2 separate regions of the Mus musculus genome follow, and region 1 is linked to region 2. Evidence: chromatin contacts called from ENCODE Hi-C or POLR2A ChIA-PET data. All regions are on one chromosome and are shown on one strand. Each heading gives the region's core, a stretch centred on a gene start or an enhancer-like site at or near the end of the contact. The rest is flanking DNA. Distances are from core to core; before and after follow the strand shown. Region 1 holds the start of Gdf3 (growth differentiation factor 3). Region 2 holds the start of Aicda (activation-induced cytidine deaminase).

Region 1 (3,180 bases), core at 289-2,788, 56 kb before region 2:
ATCTAGAAGAGGAATGTAGGCTTTTTTGTTGGGTCGGTTGAGACAGGGTCTCATTTTGCAGCCTAGGCAGCCAGGAACTTCAGAGGCTTTGAGGTTCTTAACCTGTGTCCGCCTCCTAAGCAGCTGGGATTGTTGGACTGTAATCACTAGGCCTGGTTAAAAACATCTTTTTTTTTTTATGTTGGGATTTTTTTTTTTTTACAGTGTTACCCAGGATCTTGAGTATCCACCACTGAGCTACACTGCCAGTTAGTGTTTTTGTACTTAGACTATGAAGTATAAAATTATAAAAATGTATTTTTATTGTTTTTAATTTTGCATAGGTTGTGTGCCTGCATATGGGTATGTGCACATGTGTGCAGGTGCCTGCTGAGTGAGGCCAGATGCGTTCAATCCCCTGAAGACAGCTATAAGCTGCCAGATATGGGCTCTAGGAACCAAATTTGGCTCCTCTGGAAGAGCAGCAAGTGCTTTTAACCACTGAGTCCTCTCTGCATCCCAAACTAAGAGAATCATAGTGAACTGGGCGTGGCAGCACACTGACAGCTCAGTCACAGTTTTCTGGACAGTGTGGAAGGACTACCTAAACCCAGGATTCTGACTCCCCTGGGAAAGATAGCAACCCCACCCCCACTCTAAGTTAGGTCTCAATGTAGCTCAAGCTAGCTTCAAACTTGCTATATGATTGAAGTTGGTATTATATTTTTATTCTTCTATCTCTGCTTCCTGAGTACAGGGATAAGAGGTTTGTAATTAGTTCCTGCAAGACACCATTTCTGGAAGGAAGGAAGGAAGGAAGGAAGGAAGGAAGGAGGGAAGGGAAGGGAAGGGAAGGGAAGGGAAGGGAAGGGAAGGGAAGGGAAGGGAAGGGAAGGGAAGGAAGAAAGCAATCGAGAGAGAGAGAGAGAGAGAGAGAGAGAGAGAGAGAGATTGAGAGATTGATTGATTACAGGGCTAGGAGTGACCAGAGTGCTTGCCTAGCGTGTTTTCAGCCCAGAGTTCCATACCATGCATCTCATCCAATCTCATTGGGAGCGATAGGTAGACTAGATTAGAAGTTCAAACTTGGGCCAGCAAGGTGCCCCAGTGGGTAAAGGTGCTTGCCACCAAGCCTGATAATCTGAGTTCAATTCCTGGGACCCATTCGGAAGACGAGACCAACTCCTGCAAATTGACCTGGGAGCTCCGCCCCTGTACTGTGGCATGCATAACCCACTCACAGGCATAATAAACAAACAAACAAACAAACAAACAAACAAATATCTTGTTAAAAGAGAAACAAGTTGAAGGTCAATCTAGGACACAAGAGACCCCCTCTCAAAATTACACATATAATAAATTATTCTCTACTGTGCTCCCAGAAGTTATCTTATTGCCTTGCATATCACAGACACACTAATGTCTGTGTGTTGAATGAGTGTGTCTTCCTTTTCACTCACGCTGTACACTGCTGACCAACCCGCGGGGAGTAGAAGGAGAAAACACACACACACACACACACACACACACCATCTGTCTTTTCACATTGAATTGCCTCTGAGGGGCTGAGAAGAGAGCAATTCACACTTGATTAGCTCCCAGGCTCCTGAATTGAGCAGAGGAGGCTAGACCGCTGAGCTGCGCACCCCAGAGGCTGCTCTACCCTGGCTCAGACGACCATGCAGCCTTATCAACGGCTTCTGGCGCTTGGCTTCCTTCTGTTAACCCTGCCCTGGGGCCAGACATCCGAGTTTCAAGACTCTGACCTTTTGCAGTTTCTGGGATTAGAGAAAGCGCCTTCACCTCACAGGTTCCAACCTGTGCCTCGCGTCTTAAGGAAAATCATCCGGGCTCGAGAAGCCGCTGCAGCCAGTGGGGCCTCGCAGGACTTATGCTACGTGAAGGAGCTGGGTGTTCGTGGGAACCTGCTTCAGCTTCTCCCAGACCAGGGTAAGGAACCCGAGGGTTTATCAGAGAAAAATCTCAAGTGGGTGCTGTGGAGCAGGGAGGAGGATACAGATGGACACCATGGCTGGCCGGAGTCTGGCCTTGGATCTTGCACATTCTGTCTTGGTTCCAAGATCAGCCCAGAGGAAGGCACGTGTTCTTATCACCTCTCCACGCTAGTCTAACTACCGCGGTGCCGGTTTAGCAGAATTTAATTTACAGTTAACAGAGAGTGGGTTTAGACTATAGGTCAGCATTCCGAGAGCTAGACAATGTCACACCTTGGGTGAGACCGAATTCAAGGTAGGTTTTAAAAGTCAGCGGTTCCCCACCACCTCCCTTCTCTTTTCTCCTGCTTACTCTCTCCCTGTTTTTAATATGTTTTTGTGCATGCCTATCCTAAGAGTTCAGAGGTGTCAGATCCCCTGGAGCAGAAGTTACAGGAGGTTGTGAGCTGCCCAACCGCATGGCTGCTGCGAAATGAGCTCCGGTCCTCTTAAGCATGCAGCCATCTTTCTTTCTATCCCCTCTGTGTTACTTTTGTTAGATGCAAAAGCACGTCTCTTTGTGTAGCCCTGGCTGTCCTGGAACTTGCTATGTATACCTTAGAGCAAGAGCCACCTGCCTCTGCTTCCAAGTACTGAGTGCTAGGATTAAAAGCCAGCACATCTCTTGATTTTATCTATTTATATTTTATTAATTATTTTATTTCATTTTGTTTGTTTCTTCAACACAGGGTTTCTCTGTGTAGCCCTGCCTGCCCTGGGGGTCTCTTTCTAGACCAGCATGGCCTTGGATTCAAGAGACACCCCCTACCTCTGCTTCCCAGGTGCTGGGATTAAAGGCAGGCGCCATCATGCGTGACTTGACTTTTTAAAAATACAGACCAATGGTGTTAATCTAAGGCACAGTTACACTCTTATAAAATTCTGAGGGACTGCCATCCCATAGCTTTTTAAACTGACCACCAAATTGCACAAGCCACCCGTTTGATGTTTGAAAAGTAGTTTCTTCTAGCCTTAGGCTGCGGTCCTTTCTTTCCCTACTTGATTCTTATTCAAAGTTGGAGCCTCTTGGGAGAGTCCACATTCCTGCATTGGCATTCAGATGCGTAGTCTTTCTGGTAACTGTTTTTTTCCTGGCTTGGGTGGATTTTGTTTTGAGACACTATCCTGGTCTGCAGCTCTTTCTTGCAGCTCAGACTGGCCACAAGTTTTACAGCAATCCCCCTGCTGCAGTTTCCCAAGGGTTGAG
Region 2 (3,313 bases), core at 545-3,044:
CAGCACTCCCCTCAACTCTAGCTAGGAGCCTATTTCCAGCTCCCTCTCCTCGGGATGTCCCTCCCGGTAAGGAGGACTTTGCTAGGTGGTGTCCCAAACCTGTAGATCGCCAGCTGCTGAGACAGCTGTGCTCCTTGAGGCAGAACCTTAGCTGCTTCCCCAGCAATGCAAACCAGACTCAAGGGGTTAAAAATAATCCCAGCCTAGTAGCAGGGCTGCCTTGAGTTACCCGCTGCCCTTGCTCCAGTCCATGCCGTGCCATCCTGTGTCTCTCCACTGTCTTGTTTGCTTCTCCCTGAATCTCAGCCTCGTCTTTGCTTTGCATTTTGCCATGCTCATGCATTTCTCTCGGACCCTTCTCCATCAGGACATAGATCTCAGATTTGGTTTCAAAATTCACTATAAACCCAGAAGCAGCTCATGCTGTCTGCCTGCCTCCTGTGAACATTTGTTTGTTTGTTTGTTTGTTTGTCTGTCTGTCTGTCTGTCTGTTTGCTTTTTGAGGGCTCAGGATGTAATTAAGTGGCAGATTACTTGTCTAGCATGTGTGAGGTCTTCAATGTGGTCCCTGATAGGGGTGAGGGAGAGTGGGAGGAGGAAAGGGGGAGGAGAGGGAGGAGGAGAAGGAGGAGAAGGAAAAGGAAGAGGAGGAGGGGGAAGAGGAGAAGGGGCAAAAGGAGGAGGAGGAGGGAGAAGAGGAGGGAAAGAGATGGGGAGCAGGAGAAGGAGGAGGAAGAGGAGGAAGAGGGGGAAGAGGGGAAGGGGAAGAGGAGGGGGAGGAGGGAGAAGAGGAGGGGAAGAGATGGGGAGGAGGGAGGAAGAGGAGGAGGGGGAGAAGAAGAGGGGGTAGGAGAAGGGTAACAAAAAGAAAGAAGGAAGACAAGAAAGGAAAAATCTGGAATCTGAAGAACACCCTGCTACCATTAGCTATATTAACTCCATATTCTAAACCTCATAGCCAAACGGAAGTGAGCTCAAGTGTATGGGCTTTAGGCATAGTGACTCACACACTGGCAATAAATGTAAAAATCAAGAGAGAAATTTCTGATAATGGCTCATCATGAGCTGCATATAAAAGCTTTCAAGAAGCTAAGAAATCTCTGCATAGATGAATTAAACAGTAAAAATGTCACCAAGTGTCTAACAGTTGAGTCTATAACACTAAATTGCCTGTCTTAATGAAATTCTCTCCTTCAATAGACACCATTGTAATGAGTTGCAAGCAATTCATCTCAAATGTTTAGTTTTTTTTTTTTTTTTTTTTTTTTTGAGAAGTACAAATCTTCTTGCTATAACTAAATAATTCCTGTAAAGACTCCCCATGCGAGTCTTAAGATGTTGGATATTTGCCAAATAATTGTGAAAATAACCACTACTGTTTTTAGTAAGGAGTTGCTACGACCTCTTTGTGGCGCGGGCCTCTAAGGCTTCGCTGTTATTACCACAAGCCGGCTCTAGCTCTGCCCAAATCTCAGGACAAGTCAAGGCTTCCTATCTCTAGCAACACAGAGAAGAGAGAAACCGGGGGAAGGGAAGAACTTCGTGGTCAGAGTTAGGTCCAAAACCCAAAAGACCTGAGCAGAGGGTGGCAAGCAGACGAGGAAATTCGCGCACTGACAGGCAAAGCCTCCATCCAGACAGGCAGCCAGCACTACTGGAGCACATGCACAAGCAGATGAGACTGTCTTGTTACCTGTCCATATCGGTCTCCAGCGTGACTTTCTTGACTCCCTCAAAGTCTTAGGCCAAAGGAAGCTTGCTTCAAGCAAGGCTGCTTCAGTGCTGTTGTGTGACAGAGCACTGGCCCCTGGCATTCAAATCTGAGCTTGCTCTTGTGGGCTCCTCCCCCACGACAGCATCACTACCACCAGGTATCCAACATCTGCCTCCTGGGTTGGGTCCAGTAAAGATGGGCGGGGCTGTGGTGGGCAGAGCCACACGGATTAAATGATTGGGGGGCGGGGGGCAGTTCTGCTCATGCTTAATGTCCAACTTCCTTCGAGGCTGTTCCTCTAAAAAGCCAGCCCAGGTACCACAGGTAACAAAGATCAGGAGACAATAGCACTGGACACTTTTCACATTGGTATCATGATAATGAGCTCTGTGAGTGTGTGTGTGTGTGTGTGTGGGGGGGTCCCAGGTATCACACCTAAGGTCTGTGCATGCTTCCTAATTTTAAAATTGTGATAACAAGAATGATAGCAGTCATAGTGACTTAAAGTGGCCTTAAATGCATCTTGTGCTTCTTGAACTTACAGTATCTGTTCCTTCCGTTTGTTACACTCAGTTTTATGCCTCAGTAGAGATGGGGGTTGACCACCACAGCATCCAGAGAGTGAACTTTAGCCTCCTAATTCTCTAATATATTTTTCTTTTTTTAAAATGACATTATAAGATAGCTAGAAAGACTAGTTGCTTGCACCAAAAAGTGATTTATTTTAATTTTGTGTGTGTGTGTGTGTCAAAAAGTATTTTTTTTTTAAAAAAGAACTCTTTTTCCTCATTAAAAATACCTTACTGGAGGCCTGGAGAGCTGGCCCAGTGATTAAGAGCACTTATTTCTATTGCAGAGGACCAGCAGGCGGTTGAAAGCCACCATGTGTGGTTGCTGGGATCTGAACCCTGATCATCTGGAAGAACATCCTTTGCTTTCTTCCTTCCTTCCTTTCTTATACTCTTCCTTCCTTCCTTCCTTCCTTCCTTCCTTCCTTCCTTCCTTCCTTCCTTCCTTCCTTCTTTCCTCCCTCCCTCCCTCCCTCCCTCCCTCCCTCCCTCCTTCCTTCCTTTCTTCCTTCCTTCCTTCCTTCCTTCCTTCCCTTCCTTTTTTTAGATAGGGTGTCATTATGTAGCTCCTCTGGCTGGTCTGGAACTTTCTATATAGACCAGACCAGTCTTGAGCTAGAGACTGGATCCCGTTGCATGCACACAGCACATGCCCCTGCCCCTATTTTGTTGCTGTGAAATCTCTCTGTGCAAAGTCTCATAGTTCAGGACTTGGCTTACTCCCTGGCAGTTTAGCCTTCCCTGGATATCATATCTGAAATGTTAATGAGCCCCCATCCTCCTTCTTCCTCTAATTAATTTCCTCTGCATTATCACATCACTATCAGAGACACAATTTCCCTCACTAGTGAATTAATGAATTCCTGGGAAAAAAATTTCAGGGCACCGGGAGTAACCAGCACCAGCCGTGACATTACAGGGTTAAGGGAACCCAGGTGGTGGGTGGACAAGTCCCTCTAACTTGTCTCACAGGATGAGGCCCGGACCTTTGCCCTACTTTGGCCAATTGTCCAGGGAATGACATACTGAG

What was found. Hi-C counts contacts between places; a loop is a spot of excess contacts on that map. ChIA-PET counts read pairs that join two places held with the same protein, here RNA polymerase II (POLR2A).
Region 1: POLR2A ChIA-PET joins it to region 2 with 23 read pairs in embryonic stem cell. The contact joins the promoter of Gdf3 here to the promoter of Aicda in region 2. A Hi-C loop is called at or near these places in 4 of 37 maps with a recorded cell type or tissue (adrenal gland, gastrocnemius and v-Abl transformed pro-B cells). POLR2A ChIA-PET finds 5 or more read pairs at or near these places in 3 of 5 experiments (all embryonic stem cell).

Annotation. Positions count from the first base shown.
Region 1 is chr6:122,608,445-122,611,624 of GRCm38, reverse strand. Gdf3 (growth differentiation factor 3) reads left to right here and starts at 1,538. Exons shown (of 2, transcript NM_008108.5): 1 at 1,538-1,929. The coding sequence starts at 1,659.
Region 2 is chr6:122,552,290-122,555,602 of GRCm38, reverse strand. Aicda (activation-induced cytidine deaminase) reads right to left here and starts at 1,794. Exons shown (of 5, transcript NM_009645.2): 1 at 1,694-1,794. The coding sequence starts at 1,701.